Regions from separate parts of the Homo sapiens genome. Here regions 1, 2, 4 and 5 are each linked to region 3. The links are chromatin contacts, found by Hi-C or POLR2A ChIA-PET in ENCODE. All regions are on one chromosome and are shown on one strand. Each heading gives the region's core, a stretch centred on a gene start or an enhancer-like site at or near the end of the contact. The rest is flanking DNA. Distances are from core to core; before and after follow the strand shown. Region 1 overlaps LINC02442 (long intergenic non-protein coding RNA 2442). Region 2 holds the start of LINC02408 (long intergenic non-protein coding RNA 2408). Region 3 overlaps LINC01479 (long intergenic non-protein coding RNA 1479). Region 4 has its middle 37 kb from the start of LINC02408. Region 5 overlaps LINC02408 (long intergenic non-protein coding RNA 2408).

Region 1 (4,437 bases), core at 1,784-4,283, 360 kb after region 3:
AGGCTGATGAATAATGGAATTTGAGAGCTAGAAGTGCTCTAAAGAGCTGTTGTATTCCAACTCCTTATTTTATGGGTGAGAAGGCTGAGTCTTATTAAATTATTGGGAAGATAGAATCTGATTCTAATGCCTTTTCCACTGCTCTGCCAACTCTTCCATTTGCCTGAATTGTATTTACAAGATGGGGTGAAACGAACAGCAAACTTCATTCACGTGTTTATTACATGTGTGTAATACACATATGTGTGAGCAATTCCACACATACCATAATGTTAGAGAGTCATTTTCAGGAATCTTAATAGATCTAGTAGATTACTTTCCAGTCACAGAATGGGACATTTTTATTTCTTATCCCTCTCAACTCTACTGCAACTCTGACTTGGAATCATTAGCATGTGCCTGGCCACCTCCCAAGTAAGAAGCCTGGACCTAGTAGCATAACTAAATTGGTCAGATAACTAAAAGGACAGGTAGCCAAGTCTGGCTAAAGTGAAACCAGAACCCACCAGAATTAGTGGGGCTGATTCTACTCTGATTCCAGAAAAGTCCTAGTTCTAGAGGGACTGTATGAGACTTTCTCTCATTCCCAGATGAGAGCCAGCAAACTGCATCTAAACTTCTGACCCATTCTTGAGTCGTTTGTTGAATGACTCAAATCATTCAACAAACATACCAAAGAGCTATCTCCACAAAATGCAGGTAATGATAAGTGGATGCAAGGGTGAATTATGATTGGACCCTGTCCTCAAGGAGTTTATAGTCTAATTGAAGGTCTAATGAAGGGGAGAGTGAAGAGCCCACAGGATGGTGGAAGCCACATAATCAGTGTTCATGATTACATGGCTCCATTCTGCCTCTAGGACATCCTTTTATGAGTAAATGCTTGGGAGGTTGTAGAATGAAATAAATTCTCCACATATGAGCCAGAGCTCAGGAAATTAAAGAGGAATGGAATCAAGGAAGGGAAAGGTCAGGAGGAGTAGTGGGAGAGGATATTGCAATCTGGGTTTTCAAAAGACATTTCAATTCAGATGAACTCATGGAAGGAATTAAATTTTAATCTTTAAAGCTTCATTGTGCAATTTCCTAAATGAAGGAGCAGTCTGATTGGTATATTTAGCATCCTCACAGAATAAACCTGCATGGGGGTTACACAACCTATCATAGGAACGAGGAGCTTCCATTTTCCATGTCTCTATGAGGTAGGGATTTGACCCTTATTGTCTCTAGTTTGAAAATATTAAGTCACTGTTTAATAAACTAGCTCCTACTCCAGATTCTTGAAAGGCAGCCCTGTTTCTGTTAGTTATTAAGGATGCAAAGCTCTACAAATCCTTTCCTCATCAAATTCACTCTTGTAATATAAACAGATTAATTTTCAAAATAATCAATTTCAGTATGTTGTTTCCACAGCTTCATGACCAATAGAAAAAGACTAACCTCTTTCCCTGATATTAGACAGTCAACCCACCCTCACAATCATGTTCCACTGCTCCACACACAGGTATACTATGCAATCTACACAGAACCTCACAGCCTGCCATGCACACACTCATGTCTACACCCGCTCATACTACTCAGGAACACCCACCGTTTCTCTACGCCTACTTATTCATTTATTATTTGGACAAATATTTATGGTGTACCTACTCAGTTTCAAAAACTTTAATAGGTTCTGGGGATTCAAAGGTGAACAAGATAAACATAGTCCCTCCTTCAGGAGCTTTAAGCTCTAGTTTTGATAAGTGCTACACAGAAGTACATTTATGATGACACGTAAAGGTGGCATGTTACCTAATCCAGTGGGTCATGGAAGCCTTCTCTGAGGGAATTACTTTTAATCTGAGATATAAAAAATTAAGAGGATTGATCCAAGCATTAGAGCATTCTATGAAGAAAGAACCACAGGTGTAGAGCCCTAAGGCACGTCCAGATCCTACCCACCCTGCAAGACTCAGCTCAGTTTTCAACTTCTCATCAAGTTTTTCCCAACCTCTGGAGTCTATGTTGAAGAACTGCTTACTCTTCTGAACTCACTGACACTCTGACTCTGTACCATTTTCTTAAGCTCTTAGTCACCATTGTTCTTATCACCATCCCACCTTTTATCTTTATCTTGCCTAGACTGTATCAGGACAGAACCATGCTCTGTGTCTTGCAATCTTCATGAACATCTAACTCCTAGTAAAAGTGTCTTACAATCTTCATGAACATCTAGCTCCTAGTAAAAGCTCAATAAATATAAATTAAATGCATGTATGCATGACTGAATGTATGAATGAATAAATGGTCTTGGTCAATTCAAGTTCCATGCATGGCCATTCAGTAAGTCTCAACAGAGGCATCACAGCAGTACAGAAGATATTGTATTCTTGATATTTTTAAAAGATTATTGGCCGTGCATCTCATTAAATAAACCATAACCCCCAAATCACCCCCCTGCCCCACCCCCCCAAAAAAACATGAGGATGGATGAGTGGTCAGAAAAAGCTGTCTCTATTCATGGTGCTGTGAGAAGATCCTTTTCTACCTAATAGTTGTTAGGTTATATAAATTGGTCTCAAGAAAATCTCTAACTAGAATGTGCTGGATTCTGTTGGATATGATATGTTCTTAGTGAAAGAGAAACCACCTTAACTATCTCCAGGCAGAAGAATCCTTCAATAGAAGCCTGCTGAAGGATGTGTGGATAGGCCTGTGGACTCTCATGATAGCTAACCTCTTCCACCAACCAAAATAGAGAATTGACACCACCCGCCAGTTTGCAGTAAATTCTCATCCTGCTCCTGGGCCTGCAAACATTTTCACTGCTATGGCTTCCTACCTCCTCCACCTTTGTTCCTCAACCTCCTTGGAACCAACCTGCCAACTTCAGGCCAGGTGGTATCATCTTTCCCTCAAGAAAATTTTAAAATGGAACACACTCAATTTCTGTTTCCTACATCAAAAACCACCTCAATGAGTTTTTAGTTGATACTTATATTTGAAAGCTGGATGTGGTTGGGAGAAAATGTAAACCACAGAGAGGCAGCTGACTCAGAGAGGGCACAGGAGAAACTAAATTATTAACACCTTAGTTCCTGTTCTCTGAATTTTCCCATCCTCTGGATTTTAGATGAAGTGCCAGAATGGGAAGCATTTTAGTGATAGGTTCTTTGCTGTGAGTGCCAAACCAGAAGATATCCAAGCAGGCCTGGAATGAAGAGAGGCCCAAGGATAAACAGGAGCTCAGTTCAGTTCAATGTGTATTTATGAGCTCCTGCTAAGTTGCATACTCTGCACTGGGCACTAGAAATACAAAAATAAATAAAATATTGTCCCTGATTTAAAGGAGCTTGTGATCCAGTAGGGGATTCAGACGTGTCAACATGTGATTATTGTGCAATGTGGTAAGTGCAGTGAGAAACAGGAAATATGAAAGAGGAAAACATCACCCATCTCAGGAAGGATAGAAAAGTAGGTTGGTCTAGAGGGTTGAAAATGATTCTGAAATGATCGTACTAACATCATAACGATAGGTCACACTGCCACATAGCAACATAAAAAGTCTACATAAAAAGAGATCATGTGTTTTGGGGAAATAATTACTTAATTTCTCACCCAGTGGATCAAATGAGGAATTCCATGGCCCAAATGAAGCCAGAGTAATATGAAATGTAATTATTTTAATCGCTCAAAATTGGCAATGCACACAGCTCTCTGCTTAGACCCTGAAATTTGACTAAAGCCTTTATGAATTGCTTATGGAAAGGTTTACCAACCTCAGCACTAATGACATTTTTGGACTAGATAAGTTTTGTTGTGTGAATGTCCTGTGTATTGTAGGATGTTTAGTCTTTACCCATTAATGCCAGTGGCATCCACCATCTCCCAATTGGGACCAACTAAAATGTCTCAAATTGCTAAATGTCTCTTGGGGGGTGAAATCAATGCTAGTTGAGAACCACAAGTGAGGAAGTTTGTAGAAATGAACCCAATCATGTCTATTTAGTTCAAGATAATCAGTTCCTATCTAAGGCTGTGTTTAATAACCCAAACCCAGGAACTTGCCATCATCATTGTAGTTAAGCCTTTTCTTAGACAATTTCTACTTGAGACAGTGATAGCTGTGGCAGAAATTTCTAATTTCCTCCATTATACATTCTACTTCTCTCAGTCAACCTGGAAAAAGAACTCTCGATTTTTAGCTGGCCATCCGGAATAGACATTTCCTGGTCTTGCTGATGAGCTATAAGCAGAATTGGTGTGCACAGTTTCTAGGAATTTCCTTAAAGGGAAGGAATGTGTTCTTCTTCTTCAATTTCTTCCTTTTTCCACTTGATGTAGATGTAATTGCTGGAGCTCCAGCAGCCATACTTGATTATGAGGTGACATTGGGAACTGAAGCCACGAATTTCAGTTCAACAGATAGAAAAGGCTGACACTGGGCAGGGCCTT
Region 2 (4,814 bases), core at 1,721-4,220, 420 kb after region 3:
GGTCCTCAGAGCATTTTCAGCAGAGGAGGATCATGATCTGAGGACAGCAGAATCACCCTAGCCGCTGCATTGAGAATACAGTCATCCCTCAGTATCTGTGGGGGACTGGTTCTAGGATCCCCCTCAGATAACAAAATCCACAGATGCTCAACCCTTTATATAAAATGCATAGTATCTGCAGGTAACCTATACACATCCTCCCTTATACCTTACATCATCTCTAGATTACTTACAATACCTAATACAATGTAAATGCTGTGTAAATAATAGTTACATTTTATTGTTTAGAGTATAAGGACCATGAAATGAAATCTGCCCATGTTCAGTACTGGTGCAACTATCCATTTTCTCCCCAATATTTTCTATCTGGCAGTTGGTTGAATCTGCCCATGCAGGGAAGATGGGCCGACTGTAGACTGAAGGGCAGCAAAGGAAAAGCAGGGAGACTAGTTAGGAAGCCATTGCCATCAACCAGGCAAAAGCGATACAGGTCTGTCCCAGGCTGGCAGCAGTGGCCGTGTAAAGGAAAGGCCAGGTCCTGGATACATCTAATCTTAAAGGTGGAAACGGCAGGATTTGTCACAGATCATATTTGGAGGGTCAGAGCAAGACTGGGGTCAATGATGGCCCCAGGCCTTTGGTCTGGCAACTAGAAGCATGGAGTAGTCTTACTGACACGGAGAGGACAAAGCACAGCACCCTTGGAAGCCCATGTTGAGGCATTTAAGTCTTAAATACCCATTAGACAACCAAAGGGAAATGTCAGAGATGAACAGTCCTGAGATAAAGAGAGCAGAGCTAGAAATAACATTTGAGTGTCGTTTGCATAGAGATGGCATTTAAATCTGAGGGAATGAAAGAGACCACCAGGGAGCTGAGTGTAGAGAAAAGAAGATGCCCAAAGGCTGAATCTTAGGTCACGTCAACCTTTCAAGATTAGAAGATGAAGAGGAACCAGCAAAGAGGATGAGGGAGCAGCTACAGAGACAAAAAGAAAACCGCAAGAGTCCAGACCACTGACCTGGGAGCCGACTAGCCTGGAGAAAAATGACATTATTCCAGCTCTGCTACTTCAGTGGTGCTTTGAAATAAAATGAGAAGACAAATGTGAAATCCTTTGATAAAGTTAAAAATCATTCTATGTCTCCAAGAATCTCAAGAACTTCCCAAGTGTGTACACAAACTAAGTATATTGATTTTTTAAAAAATAAATGTATACACATTTATTATATTGATTTAAAATGTATGAGTTTAAACAAATCAATCAAACCAAAACATATGAAGTAGAGGTCTACAAATAATAATACATTTCAAAATACTGAAGTTATAAAGCCCACCAAGTTTCTTAAACACTGTTGAGTTTCCCTGCATTCTCCAGCCATTTGATTAATCTTTCAGTGCCTGTGGCAACTTAAAGAAAAATATTTGCCTTTCACGGTCAGTATCATCCCAGGATTTAACCTACTGTCTGCCTACAAGCTCTGGAGAATTAGAAACCAAGAATGAGACTGCATACCCATTACCCCTTACGACCGTGATGTCTTGAATCTAGTGACTCTTAACCTTGCATGATATCTTTTATATATTTAAGACTTCTATTTTTAGAATCATGATATTTATGTCTATTGAACTTAGAACTTATATTATTCTAAGAGTTCTTAGGTAATGATGATGACAGACATTCATTCACTTACTCCACAAAAATACTAGAGAGGCAACCTAAGGCAGTCATTCAGAGAATGGACTCTAGAGTCACTTAACAGTTTCTCCATCTATAAAATAGAGACAAACATAGGACTTACCTCCTAGGCTTGTTGCAAGGATTAAATGAATTAATATTCATAAAGCTTTCAGGATGGTGTCTGGCAACATGGTTAGTGCTCTAGGAGGGCTCACTACATAAGAGGAGATATTTAGTGGATGCCCACTGTGTACTTGATACTGTCCTAAGCACTGAAGATACTGTGGAAAACAAGACCCATACATGTGAAGGTGGGGACAGAAAATAGACAAGGAAATAAATGACATAATCCTAGAGTATTAAAGTATTAAACAAAGACATGCAACAGAGTGATTAGGAGCAGAGAGAGTTGGGGAAAAGCCTTTCTCTGAGAAGAGGCAATTTGAACACTGGGACCAGAGCACCCAAAAGCCACCAGGCATGTGAGGACTCAGTTAGAGGATTCCCAGCAGAGAAAACCACAAAAGCAAAGAGATACAGCCATGAAGCCAAAATAGCCCACTTGATCTCAGAAAATAAACCATCCAATTTAATGTGGGGAAGGCATATGAGTCAGACAGGCAAAGCCAAATTAAGCCATTCAGGAATCAGGCAAGGAACATATATCCAGGCGGGACCTCTTCACACTTGATGCCACAATGCAACGATACGTTTTAAATTCCAATGGAATTAATCTGCAAATTTTAATGGCAGGATTCAGGAGTAGGCCCCTTCTTTCACCGACTTACCCGTCTCCTCATTAATATTTCATATAATCTTCTTCATACTGTCTTGGAAGCAAGCAAGACAACAGACAGGGAATATTTCCCCCTATATGAAATGTTTTTGCTACATTATTTTGTCATACCAGGTGTCAACCACCTGGTCTACTGCCAAATCCACTGTACTATCTTAAAGGGTCCATCCTCATCAGGTTATTTTCATAAGCAAATAAATACATCATAAATGACAAATGCTAGGTTTTCTCTAAAGGAAAAAAAAAATCATTTATCTCTAGCCCTGGTCCCAGTCAGTATTTTGCCCACTTATTTTGTCTTATTTTGCCCACTTAGACCTGCTGCTTCAAGTCCTTTCTGCCATTGCTGAAGAAATGACATGAATTCAGACAAAGGAATTACCTGGTCCAATTGTGTCTATCTGAGACAGTCCTCAAATGCTAAGTTAACAGCCATCTAGGATCACACAGCTAAGGAAGGCTTCCCGCCGCTGCCTCCCCTGCCTTTCCTGCTGAGCCTGATGGATGAGCTTTTGTCTTTCTGGCATCCCAAGCCCTTCGCTTTGTTTCACTTTTGACAGCTATGCACCTTGCGGAGAAGCCAGCCAGGTTTGGAAACCAGTTTGGTCCTGACAGACCTGCACAGCGGGAACTCACCTATATATGCAGTGATCTGGGGCAGTGCCTGCCTGGGCACTAGAAAGTCAGACCAGGTTCCCAGAGAGCCCTAAAGGCAACCAGTCTAAACAGATACATCAATCTGCTCACTAAAGAATAAAGCTGGCTCTCCCAATATAATTACAGGCTGGCTGATTTATTATTCCAATCTTTAGTGCGTGGCAAGGTTAGTGTTATTTGTGCCAGTTTATGGTATTGGGCCAAAACATGAAATATCAAGTTAATATGATTGGTTCCAAGAATGGATTTGCACAGAGACAGCTCCTGCTTATGCCAATGTGTGTGCAGGGATTACACCACGTGACAAAGCCCTTTTGAGAAGAAAATGACAATTCTTCATATATTCAGAATGATTTAATAGCTGGCAAGCTACTGCCAATCACCTGGGCTACTGCCAGATCTACTGAAATATCTTAAAGGGTCCATCCTCATTAGGTTATTTTCATAAGCAAATAAATACACCATAAATGACAAACGCTAGGCTTTCTCTAAAGGGAAAAAACCAATCATTTATCTCTAACTCTGGTCTCAGTCAGTATAAACATGCTAAACCCCACATGGGAGAAGAACACTTTGTAAGAAGTTGTGGAAGGCCACGTGAGATCATGGTCCAAGGACACTGGCTTTGGAATGGCAGAGACCAGGATTCGAATCACAGCTCCTTCACCTGACAGCTCCATGTTCTTCATCACATTTCATAACCTCTACAAACCTCGGCTACCTCATCTGAGAAATGGGAATGATATGTTGTTACAGGGGGTAAGTGGCTCCAGCTCAGTTACCTGGTATAAGTGAGGCATTCAATAAATCAGTGTTTCTCAAAATGACAGGAGTGTGATGATAAGTCTTCTAGGTTTGGAAGTTCTCTGTGGAACATTATTACATTTCTGTTTACCTTTCAATCAATTTAAAAATTAATATAGCCATATTACGGATCAGCTGAAAGATCTATTTGGATTCAGTTTGGGAACTCAATTCATAATCTGTGTTTATGATTACAATTGGTACCAGATGGTACTACTTGAAGTGTCATGAGCTAGAGAAAATAGAAGGAAATCAGAGTTGATATAAAGGAAGTGTTTATGCCAAGTGAAAGCCCAGGATGCCTTCAGGTTGTGCACATAAATGTCCTAAGAGTTTAGAACAGAGAAAAGTGGTATAGGAACTGAGTGAGCTCACAGCACTGGTCCTACTGGCACCAAGAAGGCAACATATCTGCACCATAGCAATGAGCAACAGTTAAATTCACTAAACAATGCTTGTCACATTTCATCAATATATAATTGTGAATTTTATTGGTTTTGTTGCTTTTTTTTTTTTTTTTTTTTTTTGAGAAGGAGTCTCGCTGTTGCCAGGCTGGACTGCAGTGGCACGATCTCGGCTCACTGCAATCTTCACCTCCTGGGTTCAAGCGATTCTCCTGCCTCAGCCTCCCGAGTAGCTGGGTCTACAGGCACACACCACCACGCCCAGCTAATTTTTGTATTTTTAGCAGAGACGGGGTTTCACCATGTTGGCCAGGATCATCTTGATCTCTTGACCTCGTGATCCACCCACCTCAGCCTCCCTGTTGTCTTATTTTTAACATATAAAATTGTTTTGATGTTGTGGTTTGCAAGTAATAAAGCATTTGTTTTTAGGCCTTATAAAAAAGGAGAGACAGATGTAGATATATAACAT
Region 3 (4,794 bases), core at 1,585-4,084:
TCAAATTTCTGCTCTACCAATTATCGACTGTGACATTCTGCAGTCCCTTAACCTCTAAATGCTCATCTCTTTCTCTGGAAAAATGAGGTTTCCATAGCACCTCCTTCATTTCTAGTTTATGGATTTTTACTAAGATAAATGCAGGAAAAACGCCTGGGATATTATGGTGTGCAGTAAGTACTGAAGAAATGGAAGCTTAAACAAAAGTATAAAGTACGAATAACATTTCAGATACTCAAAGCCATTTCCAGACTAAAGTGAGCTGCAGAGAAAGAAATAGCCTAAAGTGTGCTTTTATCATTAATAATGTTTTGACCGTTTGTTACCCTGATGTTTTTTGGCCACCTGATAAAGCCCTGTGAGGATGGTATGTGGGAGGATTATGGCCTATAGAAATGGAATAATCTTCTTGTATTCTTGCTATTTTCATCCTGTCTACAATTCATGAGCCATTTATTCAACTTTCATTTGTTCATCCAAAAATATTTTGCACAATGTACCGCACTGCACCACAGTAGGCACCTGGGCTCAGTGAGGTGAGATGGGATTTACAGGTTATGTTAAGAAGCTGGATTTTTGGCCGGGCGCGGTGGCTCACGCCTGTAATCCCAGCACTTTGGGAGGCCGAGGCAGGTGGATCACGAGGTCTGGAGTTTGAGACCATCCTGGCCAACATGGTGAAACCCCATCTCTACTAAAAATACAAAAAATGAGCTGGGTGTGATGGCACATGCCCGTAGTCCCAGCTACTCAGGAGGCTGAGGCAGGAGAATTGCTTGAACCCAGGAGGTGGAGGTTGCAGTAAGCCCAGATCGCGCCACTGCACTCCAGCCTAGTGACAGAGCGAGACTCCGTCTCACAAAAAAAAAAAAAAAGCTAGATTTTTTTTTCTGCAGGTAATGTGGAGGCATCAAAGAAACTCGATTATGGAAAGATCTTTATATTGCATATCTGCATGTTGATAAGACCACTCTGGGGACAATGTGGATAATGGGCTTGTAGGGGAAGTGACCAGTGACAGGCAGACAACTAGATCTCATGTGAGAGCGTATGTTGTGCTAGTTTATGTCTTTGAGGCTTTGTGCTACCCAGAATGCCCTTCCCATGCTCCTTCCTCAGCCCCTCCTCCTCCAGGAAGCCTTCCCACACTCGTTCACAAACTGTAAATCCAGTGGCATTACTCTGTGCTCCCAGAACTCTGTGCTTACCCCCATCTTAGCACTTACTAAAACATACCAAAATGAAGTAAAGTCTTCCTTGTATTTTCCACCAGATTTTAAGTAGTTTGAGGCCAGGACATACATCTTCTTCATTGTATCCCCAAAGCCCACTTCAGTGCACAGTGCATACTAGATGCTCAGTTAACATTTAATTAACAATTAAATAGGCTGGGCTAGTAGTCAAAGACTACACAGCGTGACTCCACCCATGAAAGTCATAGTTTAACAGAAGAAAAACAGACATGACAATATATTATTACAATGCAATGGGATGGTAGAAATCTATATAAATGTCTGTACAAATACAATAAAACATAATGGCTAACTGGGTAGGGGAGAAAAATAGGGAGAATGATGGTCCAGTGCCATGTCTGCACCCTGGAGCAGTGGAGCCCACTGGGACCTCTGGCCTCAGAATCAGGGCTAGTCTGTATAACATCATCTGTGGATTCCAACTCCAAGGAGCAAGTCACTCCTTATGTTTCAGTTAGTTTCAGTGGACCCGGAGCCTGCAAGGGTCTCAACTTGTAGGGTGTGAACCCCACTGTTGGCAAAGGGGCTGGACCACAGCAGGGAAAGACCGCTGCTTAATTGGCTGTGCCAGCGTCATGTTTACAGTTGAGGGCTCACTTGTCTGCATTCTTAAAAATCTGTTTTAGAATTCAGTCCTTTAGCATTGTTCATGTTCTCTGTATTTTCTCAAAAATGTATAACAGCACTTTCTTTTGTGATTCCCTCTGAACCCTTGGTTGGAATTTGCCTAGAATCAGCACCTTCAACTCATTTAAAATTGTCACGTGACTCACATTGTCTTCTAGTATTTTTGTTATATTTTGATTTTTAATTTAACGTGTTAATTACTATGTTTATTTTGCTTTGTTACTTTGGTTGATTTTTTTTTTGACAGCACGTACTGCAGATAGCAAATCATCAGCTTATTTTTAGAGCAATGCCAACTCAGTAATGACTCCATCCGAATAGATCCATTTAGTGGGAAAAACAAATTGATATAAAAAGATGCATAGACAGGGATGAAAGAACAGGAATTGCAAAGTGAGAAAGGCATTTTATAATTTATGACAATGAGAACTATCTTTTGTTTAAAAACATTTAAATTTGGATCTATCTTGGATTTCAAAATCATCAAAACATGTTTATTCTGCCCTTTCAAATACAAGTGGAAAAGAGAGAAACAAAATATGAATTGAGCCTTTGTTTGGACTGCCCCTGGTTCTCATTCCTTCTCTGCTTCAAGGTGGTCTTACCTTTCTTTCCATTTCTTGATATGAACACAGCCAAATAAATACATAAAAATAGAAGCCTTCATTGCTGATCTTGTCTCTTCTGTGATTCCAACCTATTCCCTCAATCACCTCCTTCCCTCTCTCCCTTGTTCTTCTCTTTCTCACTTCCTCTCTCTAATTAGTTGTTTTTCAGGCCAAACTGGGCATGGGTTTGCTTTAGTATCATTGGGATGAAATGGGTTGAAAAGAGAACTTGGAATAATGAGGGCTGTCTTGGGCTAAAGCATGACAATAACAGAGGCACACACTCCACTGTATTAAAATAGCACTTGGTTCCGATCTCGGTCACTAGGTGTCGCTAAGTAATCTAATTAAATACCTGGTTTATGACCAACAAATTTGAGTAGACATTGAGCTGAGTGAGGCAGAAATAAAAATTAAGGACATGTGGCCTACATAAAATCCCGTTATCCACAACAGCTATTTTAGAACAGCAGGATTAGTACCTGGAATATGAATTGGAAAGTTCATGAATTAAAAAGAACCTACGAAAGTGCTTAGCCTTTATTGGGGAAAATGAATAAATCCTTTCTATTTTATGTGCCCTTCCTTTTCTTCCTCTCCTATTAAATTGGACATCCTGCTGCCTGCATTTTCATGAGCATAACTGGATTTTATGTGGTCTAAATGTACTGGCTGGGCTGTTTGCATCTAATCCTTCCTCAGTTCATATATTTTCTTGTTAAACTTTTTTTAGAGCCTGTTTTAACCTGAACTACCTGAAAAGCAAGCTGGATGAACATAATGCCTATTCTTAGTGGAATATCTTTGAGTGAACTCCTACTCCTATGCATCCTTCAAGGCAGATCAAATGTTTTCTAGTCTGTCAAACGTGACCGCAGGCAGTTCTTTTTGCCTTGTTCCCAGAACACAGCTGCATCTTCTTCCATGTGCCATTTTTTTTGCCTTACATGGTAATTAATGGTTCATGTATCTGTCTTCGCCACATACTGTGAGCTCCCTAAGGACAGGGACAAGTTGAGGAAAGTGACTGCTCAACATTTGCTACTGTTGCTACTTATAGCTCTTCTAGTGGTGTAGCCTATAGTAAATTCAGCACACAATTACCAGTTTCCCTAAGCATTTCAGTAGAATCTTCTCATGTCATTTCAGCAGGAGTTAAACTGGTTGTGTGTGTTTTGTGGTTTATAATATTGTGTGCTTAGAAAGCAAAATTAAGGGCTCACTAAATTGATGTGGAAAGAGATTTTATGTTGTGTGTGTGTATGTGTTTGGATGGGGTCTTCAAATGTTTGTTAAAGGAGTTGTTTATTCATCCATTGCCAATCCTTTTAAAAACAGTTACACAGCAGAGAAGGGGGATTGTATTTAGAGGAGACGCTAAATCAACACCTAAATTAAGGGTAAGCTTTTAGGCAAATTACTGTGTTTTTCTTTCCTGAGAGAAATAACTGGAGATTAGGAAACATCTTTTCTTAAAGAGTTTAATGTACTTCCAAATTCAAACAAATATTTAAAATGTTACAGTAATTTCATCTAAATCTTCTGTGTGTGTCCATAATTTTCTAAAATAAGTGGTAAATCACTTTAGGAAACCTATAACAGAGTGAAAATCAGCACACATTATTCGGGTTTACTGTGTGCGTGATGCTTTGTTGAAGGAGGGAGGAGATAGAAACATGTCTGTCCCGCAAGAAGTTCACAATTGGTGTGGCCACGGATAAAACATGTAAATACAATTTGCTACTAGCCAGGAACCAAAAAGAAGACTTGAGTTCCACAAAGGACGATGAGATTTACAAGGAGTTTTCCCAGAGGCATGACGTTTGAACTAGCATTTTACCATCTTTGCAGACAGGAATCTTCATAGTTTCTACTTACTTTATGGTTTAGCTAAATTGAAGCACTAAAGGATTCACGCAATGTTTACCTAGAGTTTAAAAAACCTTGATTTTAACATTTTTATTAACGGATTGGGTGTATGTTTTAATCTAAATGATAAAGCTATTAGAGTAAATCAAGATGACTATTTTCTCTCATATTGACCTGTCCCTAACCTAAGCGGGTTTCAAACTTTGGCATACTTTGAAATTATCAATACACTTGTTAAAATACAGATTCCTCGCCAAACTTAAAGAATCTCAACCTCCTGGGATGGAGAGGCAATGTGCTTTTAAAAAGGGTTCCATGTGAATCTGGTTTAAAACCATTAAGCAATTGGATAAATCAGAGGTAAAATTTGGCCTCTATATATGCTATAGATTATGGATATGCTATAAGTTAGTAACACTATCTTCTGATCTACTAAT
Region 4 (4,263 bases), core at 558-3,057, 460 kb after region 3:
AATAAACAAATATGAGTCATATAAAAGCTGAATTATATGGCATGATACAGTGGCCCGCGATCTTTTTTGGCACCAGGGACCAGTTTCATGGGAGACAGTTTTTCCACAGATCAAGGAGGTTGGTGGTTTTGGGGTAAAACTGTTCCACCTCAGATCATCAGGCCTTATTAGATTCTCAAAAGGAGCATGCAACCTAGATCCCTCACATGCATAGTTCACAACAGGGTTTGCATGCCTATGAGAATCTAATGCTGCTGCTGATCTGACAGGAAACTCAGGCAGTAATGCTTGCTCACCTGCTGCTCACTTCCTGCTGTATGGCCAGGTTTCTAACAGGCCATGGACCAGTACAGGTCTGTGGCCCGGGGGTTGGGGAGCCCTGATATAATAGAAATAGATCTCTCTCCCCCTGACATCAGCAAGTTGTATGCTTTCTAAGCATTATTCTCCTGCCTACTGAAAACTATATTTAGACTAAACCAAGAAAGATATTGCACTGAAGATCTCACAAAAAGCCTGAGTTACAAGTCTCAGAGGTAGAAGAAAGTAAATTTGCCAAACTAGGCTGTCTATTCCTCCACCAGAGACAGTACCATTGCAGGCCTGTGATGAAGGGGTGAAGACAAGTGTCCATGGTGCTGCAGTAGGCCCCAGAGTCCAGAGTCCTGGGTCCCTTGCACGGAAGACCCTTGTTAGCTTCCTTCATGTCTGCATGCATCAAAGGAAACTAGCATGGACCTCAGGCACCTCACAAGATGGGCTGTGTCTTTTCATGGGGACTATAGATATGTGAAAGCATTCAGGAGGACATAAAACATGTTCTCTAAGAGGGAGCCTTTGTATTCAGCTCCCTGTGGTCAGGGACTGCATTTTTGGAGCCAAGCTCCAAAAATATTTGAACAGTCAAACCACTCCAGTGTACTAAAGAGAAATGAGAAAAGGTAGTTTCTGCTCTGGGTGAAGAGTCATTGAGAAAGTTCTTCCTCCCTACCTTGGTTCCTATACATCTTAGTCCCATCAGATTTTGCTGATAAGCCTTACTTGACACATGTGGGAAACATTTTCACTAGAGGTTAAAGGAAGCTGGTTTGGGACTGAAGCAAACGGCTATGCAAGGTCATACTGAGTTCAGCTCAGAGTCTCACATCTCAAATATTCTTTCCACACCCTTCTTCTGGGGCAGTGGCCTCTACTGAACCTGAAGGTGTAACTTCTCTCGGGTGACATGGAGTGCATGCCCGGCAATGCCTCAAGAGCTGCAGGGCAGGGTGATACAGCCCCAGGGAGTGGCTACCTTCACTAAGAAGCAGGTTTCTAAAACCAGCATTTCAGGATCCTCCAGGCATCCCTTTGGCCTGCTCACCTCCAGCTTCTGTGTCCTATAGCACAGTATTTACTGACAGGGAGAGCCCTTCTGCCAGCCAAACCTGCACAGTGCCCCAAGCACAGGGCAAGTGGGTGACCAAGGGCTATGTTACAGGCCCCTTTCCAGCAGCCAAAGGACACGCATCCCAAATTTGATGGGGTTTTTGCCCTTGGTACCCATAGACTTTCAATTTTCTGGAGTAGCTCCACCTTTTGTTATGGTTTGGTAAACAAAAGGCAGTCATCAGGAAGCCACTAATACAAATGTCACCATGCACATCACCCTGCCGAAAACCAACAGCAGCCTGTTCAAATGCTACAGGATATTGAGAAAATGATGAGGAGGCACTGAAGACAAAAAAGCCAAGCTTCTCCTCTTCCTGGTCATGCTGCAGACAGCTTACTGGCTTGGCAGCCCTCCAACTCTGCTTCCTTTTCTAGAAGCTCTAGGTACCCAGGCTGCAAAGCTGTGCTGCCTGCCTGCTCATTCCGAGCACGTTTGCACTCTGCTTTGAAGGGGCCAGCCATAAATAAAGCACAGGCTGGGGATTCCTGGGCAGGCTTGCATAATCACAGCCCTTCCTTTGAAAGGGGGAACCATATTCTGATATGTGCCTGTGGCTGGTGGTTTAACTTTAAATCTGTCACCGGTAGCTGGTCAAAAGGTTTTATTCTCTGTAGCCCCCAAGTTTGGCAGACAGGCCTTTTCAAAATGGAAATATCTCCCTGATCCACTGATAGGCAGTTTGGAGACGGTGTGCTGATGCCAATTAAAGCACACTGTGGTGTTCTATTCCTCTTGCCTTGGTGCAGGCTACATCCTCTGCCCCAAGGAACATCCACCCATCCTCAAGGCCAAGTCCAACTCTCTCTCTAAGATTCAGATCAGATCCCTTCACTGAACGAATATAGATAGATTAAGCACTCCCTTTGTGAGCCTGAGAGATGTGCTCTGTGCCATCATTGAACTATCAGTCTGCCAGGGAAGATGACAAAAGTGATATGTGTACAGCCTACAGATGTATCTGCTATGGCAGTAACTTCATCTGAGTAGGAGTTAGAAGGTGACAGAAGAATTTCACTTCTCCCCAAATCCTTCCTGGCTTTCCCTGGGCACTATGATTGCTCCCTTCTTGTGTTTTGTCAAAGGCACATATCCCATCTGCTCACTGTGTGATATTTCTACACGTTGCCTGCCTCCCATCCCTCTCACCCTTGCCATTTTATTAAGAGGTCTTCAAGGTCATGGACTGTCCTATGAATCAATTATCTGGCAAATGTTCAATAATTGAAATAAATAAATCTCTGAAAATTTTTTTGCTCTGAAAAGCAACTGTTGTCTACCTAACACCAAGTGATCAATAGGCTTTTAAAAATCTCTGAGTAATCTCAGAAGTGACAGTGTATTTGACTATATGGAACAGGATCCACGTGGATCCACGTGGATGAGCAGATCCACGTGATGAGCAGGTGAGCAAAAGCAACATTGGTAGTTAATGCAAGGATGAGTTAATGGAGGCAGTGGGGTGAGGGAAACAGGGCAGGGTGTCTTCACAGCCACTGAATCAGAGGTTAAAACAGCCAGCAGCAAGGGCTAGGGCACAGGCAAATATCAGGGCAGGTTTCACCCTAGTGTTTCTGAATTATTTGCATCCAAATGATGAGGCAGTTTACTGAAATTGTGTGGAAGTTATTTCAATGCCACAAAGATATTTAAAATTATATTAACTCATTTGTACAGAATGCTGAATACTACATCTTGATAGTAATTAGCAAACTCAATACAGTTATGACATGATCAGTTGCAAATAACCTAAAACATTCTCAAATGTTAATGTATAAATGAATTATCTAGGCATCTTGATAAAATTCAAATTCTGACTTAATAGTGGGTTGTGATTCTGTATTTCACCCAAGTTCCAAGGTTCCATTGGTCCATAGATCTCACTTTGAGTAGCCCCTACTAAAAGTGCAGGAGAAAAAGTTGTGATTTTGACAGAAGGCACTATTACTCTTCTTTTAAAATTGTATTTATTCATTAAATATTTTCAAACTGTGAAATTAATGGTCATTATGGTGAATTTGGGAACTGTAAAACATACCATGAAAAAATATTAAATCATCTTCAATCTCAACGTCCAGAGATAATCTGTATAAATATTTTGATGTGTTTCCTTCTAATCCCTTTTACTTTTGCATCTTACTCTCCACAATTTTTCTATCTTGATATTGTTTCTTTTTAAATTGTAGATGATTCACATGTTGTTATGTTATTTGAAAAATATGGTTTGTATCATGCCATACATTCAGTCCTCCAGAGCACAGCAGTTAAAGAACGAGTTCCTGCCCTTGTTTTTAGTGAAAGAAAGCAGTAAATATAAAATCAGGTAATAAATAAGATTGAATGGATAAAATTCTCATTTTGAAGGACTGTATAATTCTATTTTACAGCTGATTATAATAAAGTTAACCAATCTTTCCTTCAGACATTTAGATTCTTTCTTTTGTTCTTATATACACATGTATGTTTTAAATATGCAGACTATGTGAAAAATCCTTGCAGCCCGATTTTTGCATAGTCTTCTGATTATTTCCTTCAAATAAATGTCTGTAAGTGAAATTTCTGGGTCATAGGGTGTGTAAGCTTTTAATACATATCGTCAAATGGGACCCCAGAAATGTTGTACCCATTCATGCTCTTATCAGCAATCAGGAAGGAGCCTGAAAAGCTTCACCACATCTTCACCAGCATTGGTCATTATGTGTTTTTACATTTGTCAGGTTATTTTTGTTTACATTCCCTTTCTGCTTATGAGGTTAAGTATTTTCCTGTATATATAAGCCACTTGGTATTTTCCTTTGTGAAGTATCTGTTTCTTTTGCCCATGCTGCCTTGGG
Region 5 (4,975 bases), core at 2,322-4,821, 390 kb after region 3:
TACCACTTCTGCATAGTAAAGAGATAGCCTAGGTCACTGACATTTGAAGCCAGATCAGAATTTATGTGATTAGCACATGCAGCGCCAACTGGGGGCCACATGGCGGAGGTTAATCTGAACCCAAAGCCTAGGACAAGCTGCATGAGTCCAAAATGGCTTCTTTCACCTTGAATGCTGTTCAAAACAAGATAAGAAGAAATCAAAGTGGGGTCTGCTAAGCAAAGTCTAACACCTCATAATGTGCATCTCTCAGATCAGCAGTAGCAGCATCACCTGAAACCTGCTAGAAATGCAAAATCTTGGGTTCTACCCCAGAATTACAGAATCCAAATCTGCACTTTAACAAGACCCCCCGAGAGATTTGTTTGCACATCTAAGTTTGAGAGATCTTATATAACTTAGCTCTCTGCAGTCCTTGCTGAGAATAAAAAGTTACAGAGAGAAATTCATTGCACCCACAATACTTACAAAATCTGCACACTGAATCTCAATCTGCTTTAACTGAAACTAAAAGGTTCTTTTCTGATCATTTAATCCTTGTCCTAGCTGCTTGCTTTGGTGAAAGCAAAGGTGTAGCATTTGGTGTCAATGAGCTACAGAGGTGCCTTCTCTCTCTCCCCACACTGAGGCCCATGCCAGGTGAAGACCAGGTACAGGACGATAGTGATTATAAACCACTTCTCAAATACCTAGTGTCCTGACATAGTCCCAAACTACCCAAGCTGGCCTTTAAGAAGGTTCCATTTCTATGTATTATTTTATCCCCTAAATTCTAGTCCTTAGCCATCTATTAAAATCAATATTAAGGGTTTGAAGGTCCTAATGAATAAAACCACTCTTTCCTCCTCCCAAGCGAGAAAATATGGAGAACTAAGAGTGAGGCATTAAATCAATAAAGATCAAAAGTCAGACCTGTTGTTGTTAAGCTGATTACAATATAAGGCTTAGAATCGCAACCCAATGAGCTTCCAAACACTCCAGAGAATTTGGATAAAAAACCGTCCAATCCACAGTCAGGCCCTGCAGGGCCAGGCCAGTCTCCTTGAACCAAAGGGAGCATGTGAATTCTGAGGAGCAGCTCCTTTGAAAGAGATAAAGCCAAGCCACTCGTGTTCAGCTAAGCGCCCAGTTTCACAGCCAGAGAAGTCACTCCCCCTCCCTTGGGGAGAGGCAGCAAGGGTGACAGAGCAGTCAGAAATATCATACTCATACATTCTCTTCCATCAATAGAAATCTGAGGAATGGGAAATAGGAAGGCTCCTAATAAAGTCTTTGCAACGTTGAAAGCAAATAAATCTGAAAACAAATAATTTTTTTTGGAAAAAAAAAAATCACCAAAGCTGAACCATGAAGAGACAGAAAACAGACTGATAACTATGGGATAAATTGAGAAACTTACCAAAATCCTAAATTGCCTAAAAGTACCATGTTTCATAAGAGAAATCCTTAAAACTTTTGAGGAAAAATTAATTTCAATACTATTTAAACTTTCCAAGAGTGCATGGGGGAAAAAGGGGCTGTGAAAAGAAAGGCTTGTTCGGCAAAGTCAGCATAATATTTATACATAAATCTGACCTAAATAGAGTCTAAAAAGAAAAGACCAAGCTCATTTATGAATGTTGGCATTAAAATCTTAAGTGTGATTTTAGCAACTATAATTGGATAATATATTAAAGAGTATTACACCATAACCAAGTCAAGAGATTCTAGAATGCAAAAATGGTTCAAAGTTAATAAATATATTTATATAATTTATGTTTATGAGTCAAGTAACAAAATAATAAAAAGTTCAAGGCCCTACATGCTATAAAAGCATTTGACAAGATAAAAAATCTATTCCTGGCTGGGTGTGGTGGCTCACACCTATAATCCCAGCACTCTGGGAGGCCAAGGCAGGAGGATCACTTGAGGCCAGGAGTTTGAAACCAGCCTGAGCAACATAGTGAGACCCTGTCTTCACAAAAAATTGAAAAAATTAGACAGGCCTGGTGACCTATGCCTGTAGTTCTAGCTACTCAGGAAGCTGAGGTGGGAGAATCTCTTGAGCATGGGAGTTCCAGATTGCAATGAGCTGTGATTACACCACTGCACTCCAGCCTGGGTGACAGAGCAAGATCTTGTCTCTTAAAAATAAATTAATTAATTATATCCATAAAGGATATATATACTTGACTTTTTTGTTTTTTGAGATGGAGTCTTACTCTGTCGCCCAGGCTGGGGTGTAGTGGCGCAATCTCAGCTTACTGCAACCTCCACCTCCTGGGTTCAAGCAATTCTTTGCCTCAGCCTCCTGAGTAGAAACTATTCACTGGTATTACAGGCACCCACCACCACGCCTGGCTAATTTTCATATTTTTAGTAGAGATGGGGTTTCACCATCATGGCCACACTGGTCTTGAACTCCTGACCTCATGATCCACCTGCCTCGGCCTCCCAAAGTGCTGAGATTACAGGCATGAGCCACTGCACCCAGCCATACCTGACTTTTTAAGATACAAAATCTTAGTAAAGTAGGCATAAAGAACCTCATGCCTAATGATGAGATGGTAGAAAAATTCTCATTACCATTGGGAACATGACAAGGATACCCAGTATCTCCAGTATTACTCAGCTTTTCAGAAAATACTATCCAGTATAGAAATGGGAAATAAGTAGAAAAATTATTTTTCCCATGCCTAGAGAACTCAAAAGAATAAATGATGGGCTCACACCTGCAATTCCAGCACTCTGGGAGGCCAAGGTGGGAGGATCGTTTAAGGCCAGGAATTTGAGACCAGCCTGAGTAACACAGGGGGTCCCAATCTCTAAAAACAAACAAATTAAAATAAAGAATAAATGAAAAGAAGTATATTATTGGCAAAAAGAGAACTTAGTAAGCTTATCAAAAGTTTTTCTATATTTGCTGGCAACATGGCCGAATAGGAACAGCTCAGGTCTGCAGGTCCCAGCGAGATCGATACAGAAGGCAGGTGATTTCTGCATTTCCAAGAGAGGTAGCAAGTTCTTCTCATTGGGACTGGTTGGACAGTGGGTGCAGCCCATGGAGAGCGAGCCAAAGCAGGGTGGGGCATTGCCTCATCTGGGAAGCACAAGGGGTAGGGGGATTCCCCCCACCCCCAGCCAAGGGAAGCCCTGAGGGACTTTGCCATGAGGAATGGTGCACTCTGGCCCAGATACTGCGCTTTTCCCATGGTCTTCACAACCCGCAGACCAGGAGATTCCTTCCAGGGCCTATGCCACCAGGGCCCTGGGTTTCAAGCACAAAACTTGGCCGCCATATGGGCAGACACTGAGCTAGCTGCAGGAGTTTTTTTTTTTTTTTTTTTTTCATACCCTAGTGCCACCTGGAATGCCAGCAAGACAGAATCATTCTTTCCCCTGGAGAGGGGGCTGAAGCCAGGGAGCCAAGCGGTCTGGCTCAGTGGGTCCCACCCCCATGGAGACCAGCAAGCTAAGATTCACTGGCTTGAAATTCTGGCTGCCAGCACAGCAGTCTGAGGTCAACCTAGGACGCTAGAGTTTGCTGGGAGGAGGGGCGTCCGCCACTGAGGAGGCTTGAGCAGGCAGTTTTACCCTCACAGTGTAAACAAAGCCTCCAGGAAGTTCAAACTGGGTGGAGCCCATTGCAGCTCAGCAAGGCCACTGTGGCCAGACTGTCTCTCTAGATTCCTCCTCTCTGGGCAGGGCATCTCTGAAAAAAAGGCAGCAGCACCAGTCAGGGACTTACAGATAAAACCCCCATCTCCCTGGGACAGAGTACCTGGGGGAAGGGGCGGCTGTGGGTGCAGCTTCAGCAGACTTAAACGTCCCTGCCTGATGGCTAAGAAGAGAGCAGATCTCCCAGCACAGCGCTCAAGCTCTGCTAAGGGTCAGACTGACTCCTCAAGTGGTTCCCTGGCCCCCATGTATCCTGACTGGGAGACACCTCCCAGTATGGGCCGACAGACACCTCATACAGGAGAGCTCTCACTAGCACCTGGCAGGCACCCCTCTGGGATGAAGCTTCCAGAGGAAGGAACTGGCAGCAATCTTTGCTGTTCTGCAGCCTCTGCTGGTGATACCTAGGCAAACAGGGTCTGGAGTGGACCTCCAGCAAACTCCAGCAGACCTGCAGCAGAGGGGCCTGACTGTTAGAAGGAAAACTAACAAACAGAAAGGAATAGCATCAACATCAACAAAAGGGACATCCACTCAGAGGCCCTATCCGAAGGTCACCAACATCAAAGACCAAAGGTAGATAAATCCATGAAGATGGGGAGAAACCAGCGCAAAAATGCTGAAAATTCCAAAAACCAGAATGCCTCTTCTCCTCCAAAGAATCACAACTCCTCGCGAACAAGGGAACAAACCTGGATGGAGAATGAGTTTGACGAATTGACAGAAGTAGGCTTCAGAAGATGGGTAATAACAAACTCCTCTGAGCTAAAGGAGCATGTTATAACTCAATGCAAGGAAGCCAAGAACCTTGAAGAAAGGTTAGAGGAATTGCTGACTAGAATGACCAGTTTAGAGAAGAACATAAATGACCTGATGGAGCTGAAAAACACAGCACAAGAACTTTGTGAAGCATCCACAAGTATCAATAGCCGAATCGATCAAGCAGAAGAAAGGATATCAGAGATTGAAGATCAACTTAATGAAAGAAAGTAAAAAGACAAGATTAGAGAAAAAAAATGAAAAGAAACAAACAAAGCCTTCAAGAAATATGGGACTATGTGAAAAGACCAAATCTATGTTTGGTCTATGATTGGTGGAACTGAAAGTGACGGGAAGAATGGAACTGAGTTGGAAAACACTCTTCGGGATATTATCCAGGAGAACTTCCCCAACCCAGCAAGGCAGGCCAACATTCAAATTCAGGAAATACAGAGAACACCACAAAGACACTCCTTGAGAAGAACAACCCCAAGACACACAATCGTCAGATTCACCACGTTTGAAATGAAGCATAAAAGGTTAAGTGCAGCCAGAGAGA

Evidence for each region. A loop is a pair of places that touch in the nucleus more often than their neighbours do. ChIA-PET counts read pairs that join two places held with the same protein, here RNA polymerase II (POLR2A). Pooled maps may share reads with other maps.
Region 1: a map of naive thymus-derived CD4-positive, alpha-beta T cell shows a loop between it and region 3 (6-fold over the local background). The contact joins two enhancer-like sites. A Hi-C loop is called at or near these places in 1 of 168 maps with a recorded cell type or tissue (naive thymus-derived CD4-positive, alpha-beta T cell) and 5 of 50 pooled maps. POLR2A ChIA-PET finds 5 or more read pairs at or near these places in 1 of 52 experiments (H1).
Region 2: a loop to region 3 is called in a map of posterior vena cava, with 7 times the contacts of the local background. The contact joins the promoter of LINC02408 here to the enhancer-like site in region 3. A Hi-C loop is called at or near these places in 6 of 168 maps with a recorded cell type or tissue (Right ventricle myocardium inferior, gastrocnemius medialis, naive thymus-derived CD4-positive, alpha-beta T cell and 2 more), 1 of 37 single-sample maps with no recorded cell type and 12 of 50 pooled maps. POLR2A ChIA-PET finds 5 or more read pairs at or near these places in 1 of 52 experiments (PC-9).
Region 4: a loop to region 3 is called in a map of PC-9, with 14 times the contacts of the local background. The contact joins two enhancer-like sites. A Hi-C loop is called at or near these places in 1 of 168 maps with a recorded cell type or tissue (PC-9) and 8 of 50 pooled maps. POLR2A ChIA-PET finds 5 or more read pairs at or near these places in 2 of 52 experiments (PC-9 and naive thymus-derived CD4-positive, alpha-beta T cell).
Region 5: a pooled map shows a loop between it and region 3 (3-fold over the local background). The contact joins two enhancer-like sites. A Hi-C loop is called at or near these places in 1 of 168 maps with a recorded cell type or tissue (heart left ventricle), 1 of 37 single-sample maps with no recorded cell type and 6 of 50 pooled maps. POLR2A ChIA-PET finds 5 or more read pairs at or near these places in 1 of 52 experiments (H1).

What each region holds. Positions count from the first base shown.
Region 1 is chr12:67,578,092-67,582,528 of GRCh38, reverse strand. All of the region lies in intron 2 of LINC02442 (long intergenic non-protein coding RNA 2442), which reads left to right. Among named protein-coding and RNA genes, the nearest start is that of LINC02442, 9.7 kb to the left of the region's middle. Within about 2 kb of position 3,033, at least 3 of the 41 ENCODE cell types and tissues checked have a DNase peak (open chromatin) inside an H3K27ac peak, as active enhancers do.
Region 2 is chr12:67,518,238-67,523,051 of GRCh38, reverse strand. LINC02408 (long intergenic non-protein coding RNA 2408) reads right to left here and starts at 2,970. Exons shown (of 3, transcript NR_103861.1): 1 at 2,860-2,970. RefSeq lists an enhancer at 2,644-3,309.
Region 3 is chr12:67,941,516-67,946,309 of GRCh38, reverse strand. All of the region lies in intron 2 of LINC01479 (long intergenic non-protein coding RNA 1479), which reads right to left. Among named protein-coding and RNA genes, the nearest start is that of LINC01479, 15 kb to the right of the region's middle. Within about 2 kb of position 2,834, at least 2 of the 41 ENCODE cell types and tissues checked have a DNase peak (open chromatin) inside an H3K27ac peak, as active enhancers do; they include gastrocnemius medialis, where a contact is called at or near this core.
Region 4 is chr12:67,481,040-67,485,302 of GRCh38, reverse strand. No RefSeq gene overlaps it. Among named protein-coding and RNA genes, the nearest start is that of LINC02408, 37 kb to the left of the region's middle. RefSeq lists enhancers at 449-628, 849-898, 1,459-1,508. Within about 2 kb of position 1,807, at least 10 of the 41 ENCODE cell types and tissues checked have a DNase peak (open chromatin) inside an H3K27ac peak, as active enhancers do.
Region 5 is chr12:67,554,112-67,559,086 of GRCh38, reverse strand. The region is part of intron 2 of LINC02408 (long intergenic non-protein coding RNA 2408); the gene reads right to left. Among named protein-coding and RNA genes, the nearest start is that of LINC02442, 33 kb to the left of the region's middle. RefSeq lists enhancers at 3,035-3,534, 3,535-4,036. Within about 2 kb of position 3,571, at least 4 of the 41 ENCODE cell types and tissues checked have a DNase peak (open chromatin) inside an H3K27ac peak, as active enhancers do.